Regions from separate parts of the Homo sapiens genome. Here region 2 is linked to region 1. A link is a contact called in ENCODE Hi-C or POLR2A ChIA-PET data. All regions are on one chromosome and are shown on one strand. The core of a region is the stretch at or near the end of the contact, and the rest is flanking DNA. Distances in the headings are between cores, read along the strand shown. Region 1 overlaps EPC1 (enhancer of polycomb 1). Region 2 holds the start of ITGB1 (integrin subunit beta 1).

What was found. Hi-C counts contacts between places; a loop is a spot of excess contacts on that map. ChIA-PET counts read pairs that join two places held with the same protein, here RNA polymerase II (POLR2A). Pooled maps may share reads with other maps.
Region 2: a loop to region 1 is called in a pooled map, with 6 times the contacts of the local background. The contact joins the promoter of ITGB1 here to the enhancer-like site in region 1. A Hi-C loop is called at or near these places in 1 of 168 maps with a recorded cell type or tissue (sciatic nerve), 4 of 37 single-sample maps with no recorded cell type and 7 of 50 pooled maps. POLR2A ChIA-PET finds 5 or more read pairs at or near these places in 1 of 52 experiments (OCI-LY7).

The regions. Positions count from the first base shown.
Region 1 is chr10:32,317,310-32,320,499 of GRCh38, forward strand. The region is part of intron 1 of EPC1 (enhancer of polycomb 1); the gene reads right to left. Among named protein-coding and RNA genes, the nearest start is that of EPC1, 28 kb to the right of the region's middle. RefSeq lists an enhancer at 510-569. Within about 2 kb of position 1,387, at least 9 of the 41 ENCODE cell types and tissues checked have a DNase peak (open chromatin) inside an H3K27ac peak, as active enhancers do; they include OCI-LY7, where a contact is called at or near this core.
Region 2 is chr10:32,956,924-32,959,799 of GRCh38, forward strand. ITGB1 (integrin subunit beta 1) reads right to left here and starts at 1,307. Exons shown (of 16, transcript NM_002211.4): 1 at 1,222-1,307. RefSeq lists silencers at 5-166, 560-1,009, 1,080-1,659 and an enhancer at 1,830-1,879.

The DNA of each region.
Region 1 (3,190 bases), core at 137-2,636:
CTATTACCATTTGGAATAGATTTCATAAAGAAACAAAGATAACATTTCATAAAAGCAAAGAAAAAATTAAACCTGTAATCCCAGCACTTTGGGATGCTGAGGCAGGTGGATCACTTGAGGTCAGGAGTTCGAGATCAGCCTGACCAACATAGGGAAACCCTGTCTCTACTAAAAATAAAAAAATTAGCCGGGTGTGGTGGCACATGGCTGTAATCCCAACTACTTGGGAGGCTGAGGAAGGAGACTTGCTTGAGCCTGGGAGGTGGAGGTTGTAGTGAGCCAAGATCGTGCCACTGCACTCCAGCCTGGGTGACAGAGCAAGACTCTGTCTCAAAAAAAGAAAAGAAAAAATTAAAATGAACACATTTTACTTTTGTATCTGAAATACTTGTGGTAATAGTTTAAGGACAGATAGTATCTGGCAAGGAAAAGAGCAATTTAATATCTATTATATTTCACAAGAAATAAATGATACAAGGTTATTACTCTCTACCTATCCTCTTGCTTAAAGCTCAGTAATCAATTTCTAGAATACAAAAAGGAAGACCTTTACAGATAAAATAGTCCAGTTCTGTTATTTCTCTTCAGTGTGAAACATTTGCCAATTTACTACTTTCCTTATAAAATCAACAGGATGTAAAGTCAAGTGACTGAGTAGCACAATAACAGGTGGCCCAGACATGAAGTTTCATTCTGATTCTGTCCTCTCATGTCCTTATTTGTACCCCTAGCATCCGTTTAGGCTTAGGTCGTTTATGCTGTACATATTAAGAGCCTACATGCCCAGTGTGATGTGTGACAATGTAAGCGGGAAGGGAATAAAATTAGAGTCTCTTTCTACGCTTAGAAAAGCCGCAATCTAATTGAATCATTTCCCCAAAATTAAATTTTAAAAGGCTCTCCCAAACTGTTATTTTTTGTTGTAATCTTTATGCTGATGATTTCTATGCCTCCAAAACAGCCCCGAGAGCAGTAAAATACAGATACAAATGTGTCTGTTTTTTTCTAAAATGCCCTACAGCAGCAGCAATGAACTAATTTAAATCTGTCTAAAAGTGCTTATATAATCAATAACACAAACTAAATCTGTCCCACTGCTTAGTCCTTAGCCCTTGTATATACGCACCCTTGCAATTTCATCCAGTATCATGGCTTCAACTACCATTTGGATGCTGGTGATTATTCTAAATCTTAACTTCTAGCTCAGAATTCTGAACTCTAGACATGTATATAAAGACCTTACTATATGTTCCACAGACATCTCTCACATAACATCGACACCCCTGCTCCATGACTCTCCAAATCTGTTCCTCCTCCTGACCTACGTCAGCAAGTTTCACTGTCATCTATCCAGTCACCCAAGTCAGAAGCCTCAATGTTTCCAGCTCCCTTTTGCTTCTTATTTCCCCATTTCCAAATCAGGCACAGATTTCTCATTGGTTTTATGACTAGAAATTACTCAATACTCTCCATCCCACGGCCACAGTTCGTGCAGCAAGTGGCCTTCTAACCTCTAGTATTACATTACTCTCCACTGGTCTTTCTAAGAGTTTGACCAAGTCAACTCTCACACTTCATCTTTGGGTCTTTATTTGCCTCCCTGGTGAAATTCAAACTTGCCTTGGGAAACAGGTCCTCATGACCTAGCTCTAGCTAATTCCTCCAGTTCAACACCTGACCACTTTCTCCCCTGAATTTCCTAATCCACCTAGAATAAGCATCTAATAGAACTTTCTAGTAACATCTATATGTACTGTTCCCTGCCTCTAACTCCATCTATAACTCTTCTCCCTTCTTTATAATTCTACTAGGATGTCTACCCCGCTTTTGGAAAGTCTTCCACAATGATTATGTAATACTATGGTAACATAAAAAACAGGCAGAAGTGACTTAAAAATGCCTATCTCCATAAAGATTCAACTGAAGTCTTTACAAAGTTGAAAACTGAGCAAGTCAGAATCTGGAAAAAAATTCTTGATAGAGATTCCATGACCCCTGAACAACCTGCCTCACACATACTGGAAGTGGCAGAAGATAAGAAAGTAACAAGAAGGATGTAGATTCCCCACAGATTGCTTATTTGTTGTAAGGGAAATATAGTAACTATACTGTGGAGAAACTGGACCATACTTTCACCAGATGGTGAAAATTACCATTACCAGTGAGGTGCAGATGCATCTGTGTGCCTCCAGATGTGATGTCATGGGGACACGATATCCCTTATGTGACATTTCAGCTGGAAATGCAAAACTTCAATATGAGAAAACATCAGACAAACCTAAAATGGGGTCACTCTATTAAAAAAAGTCAAAACTGTATTCTTCAAAAATGTCTACGTCATAAAAGATGAAAACATCTATGAAAAGATGTATATTTTTTTCTTTGAGACAGAGTCTTGCTCTGTCACCTGGGCTGGAAGTGCAGTGGCGCAATCTCGGCTCACTGCAACCCCCACCTCCTGGGTTCAAGCGACTCTCCTGCCTCAGCTCCCGAGTAGTTGGGGTTTACAGGCGCATACCACCAAACCTGGCTAATTTTTTTGTATTTTTAGTAGAGACAGAGTTTCACCATTTTGGCCAGGCTGGTCTCGAACTCCTGACCTCAGGTTATCTGCCCACCTTGGCCTCCCAAAGTGCTGGGATTACAGGTGTGAGCCACCGTGCCCAGCCGACATCCATGAAACTATTTAGGGGTAAAGTGCCACGATGTAGGCAACTTAAATGGTTTGGGAAAAACATATGTGTGTACATATGAGAAAGAGAATAAAGCAAATAGGGCAAAGTGTTAACACGTCTGGGTAAAGGGTAGAGAATGCTCTATGTACTTACTACTCCCCTTCTTGCAACTTTTCTGTAAGTAAAATTACTTCCAAATAATGGTTGTTTTTTTTTTTTAAATAAAGCTAAGAGCAAAAGGACTTTTTTTTTAAAAAGTACAATCTGTACAAGAGATTCAAGTACTGCTTCCAGAACTGTTACCAAGTACCTGCATAATCCTTACAAGTCAGTGAAAGTCTCTTTCTTAAATTCCCTTTCTTAATTTCTTAATTTCTCTATTTAAACTAGTTTCAGAATACTGTTCTCTGAAAAGCAGTTCCAGCAATATCATTAAGTGTTATGTGAGGAGTTCTGTGATTAAATAATTTTGGGATATGCACAGAGGCAGGGATAAGCTATGCTGAACAACGTCT
Region 2 (2,876 bases), core at 57-2,556, 640 kb after region 1:
AGGAAGGTTACTTGTGGTTTAAACGCGGACTCTGGAACTAGACCCCATGCCTTCTCCAGGAGCTCCTGATGACCACAGGCAACTTACTTTTGCTCCCTGTGCCTCAGTTTCTTCACTCGGAAAATGGGAATCGAAACAGTACCAATCTCATTAGAGCGGTTCCAGAATTAAATAATACATGTAAAATGCCTAGAGCTAAACTTGGCCCTCACTGTCATTATTATAAAAATGAATTATTAATGTAGATATTACTGTTCCTATTTCACAGATGAGGAAACGGAAGCTTAGAGAATGCAACTTACTAATGATCATACCAATGAGTGCAAAGTTTTGGACTCAAAAGCACGAATTTGATTAAATAAAAGTTACTTAGAGAGTAGGAGTCTCATAAATCCAATTTATGAAGCCTAAGAAATGACACGCGGTAAAATGATACTAGACACAGGCCGGGCTCTCAGGCTCGCGGACCGGGTCTGAGCACAAGCTGGCCATGGCCATGCGTCCTGGTCCCGGGGTGCCCGGCAGGGACCGGCGACTCTTGACGTTTATAAACACGGGGAAGTGGACTGCACTGCCGCCACCGCACCCCCGGTCCCCAGCGGCTCCACTAAGCCAACTTCTACCCGGCTCCCGCCGCCCCCGCCCGCGGCGCTGGCCCCAGGGCCGCCTCCTGGCAGCCGGAGGAGACCAGTCCCCGTCGCGGGCGCCGACGGCTGGCTCGACGCTGCTCCAAGGACAGCAGCTCGCGAGGGAGCGAGAGACAAAGGCACCGGACCCGTCCAGGGGAGCGCCGAGTCCCAAACGCCGAGCCCCGGGTGGCCTCGCTGGCTCCCACCTGCGCTTGCCCAGCCCGGCGGGAGACCGCAGGTGTCAGGGGCCGTTCGGGCCCGGTCCCCCGCAGCTCCGGCAGCCCCGACGTGACAGCGCCCAGGCCGGCGACCCTCACGTTCGGAACGCGGCTGGGCTGGCTCTGCGCCCGGGGGCTGCCAGCGCCGGGGACCCGAGGCGGGTGGCGGCGTGCGGACTTCCTCCTGGACTAGCCTGGAATCCTGCCCCAGCCCCCAACCGCTGGCGGCCGCCCCCGCCCCCGCCCCCGCCCCCACCCCCACGCCCGGCACAAAGGTCCCGGCGCGGCCCGGCCGGCGGCTTTAAGTGCTGCCGCGCACAGGAGACCGGAGGCCGCGGCCCGCGCTCCCACACCCGAGGCCCGCCGGCCCCTACCTTTTCCGCGCGGCGTCCGGGGCCCGGCGCGGTGGGCTCGGGCCTGCTGTTCCGCGACTCCCGCTGGGCCTCTCCCGCGGGCTGGCGGGGCCTCCCGGGTGTCGGGCGCGGCGGGTGGCGGCGGCTCCTCCTCCTCAGGGGCGGGAGGAGGGGACTCGGCGGCCCAGAGCCGCCCCCCGGCAGGAAACCAGCCGCGGCCCCGCCTCCTCTGCGCGTCTGATCCCGCTCCCGAGGCCGCCGCCGCCCTCTCCCTCCGGAAACGCATTCCTCTCCCGCCGCGTCAGCCCGGCCCGGGGCTAGGAGGAGGCGGAGGATGGGGCAGGAAGTGCGACCGGGACAAAGGAACCGGCTGCGCGGGAGCGCGCCTGAGGGAGGCCGCGGGGGGCAGGGCCGGGACTGCGTTGAGACAGTCGCCGTGCCTCAGTTTCCTCCTCTGCGAAGGGCGGGAGGAGTCGGACGCGCCCTAGAGCCCCGCGCGTTCCTGGTGTAGCCTGCTGGGCCCGTGTTCTTTAAGTTCCTCTTCCTCGGAGCCGCGCGTTCGACCCTCGCTCCCGTTTGTCCACTGATGTCCCGTTTCGAGCCCGGGAGATCCTGCATCTCGGAAGCCCCCTGAGTCCCGAGGCAAATCGGGACCGTGAGCCCCCCTACCCTGCAGGGCTCCATGGGGCCAAAAACCACGTGGTCCTTCTGGAAGGGAACTGGCTAAGCCAGGACTGCTTTTCTGGAGTGATAATGTGCTTGCCTGTGTCTAAGAGAAAGGTGAAGAATTGGGAAACCCATGGGTGTCACGAAGGGTGGTGAGACTGGGGAACGTTTTAGAAAACCTGGTGAGTTGCGTCCTGCTTTTGATAGATTTATCTGGAGGTACCTTTATGGGGAACAGGGATGAGAAGGAAAAGTTTCTTCCTAAGGAGTACAGTTTCTGTTTCACCTCTTAAAAAAAAAAAATTTGGAGATTGGGGCTGGAAACAACGTTTGAAAGAGAAGGAAACATTCATTATGAGAATGGCTGAACGCATGTCGATTCGATGATTGAAGTCTGTACCAGCCAAAATCATACTGAAACCCAGTAATTTAGTATATGCTACTGGCAAGCTGCTATCCTGGTAGCAGAAAATGCTGTGGGTTCCGCTTGGTGAGCTGCAGCACCCTGTTGGGAAAAGAGCTCAAAAATTACCAGATTTATGAAATAGAAGTGTTTCTCTTGCAGGAGATTAGGGACTGGAATGCCCATTTGGCTGCTGCCAATCAATATAAGAGAAAATGAAGCGATCACATCTAAGAAAATTTGCTCATTACTTACCAGCAAAATCAAAACTTGATTAGCCAATCTGAAGACCTCTAGGAAATGAGCACTATTTTTCCCACTTAATGGATGTTCAAGCTTAAGAGGCTAAATGATGTTCCTATATTAATATCTCAATGGTCAAACTGCCATTAGAACTCAACATTCTTGAATTTTAAAGGTATCGGTTTTACCATTGTTCAGAATTCATCAGAATTGGCCCAGTCTCAGCACAGAAAACTGTATAGTTCAAAAGCATAATTGGTCCGTGCCTGATTTGCACTACAATTTCCAGAATTTTTTTCCCTGTACGTGACTGGTGGAGGCACTAGCTAGTCTTTGCTACAAGAACATTATGAGATTTACATAT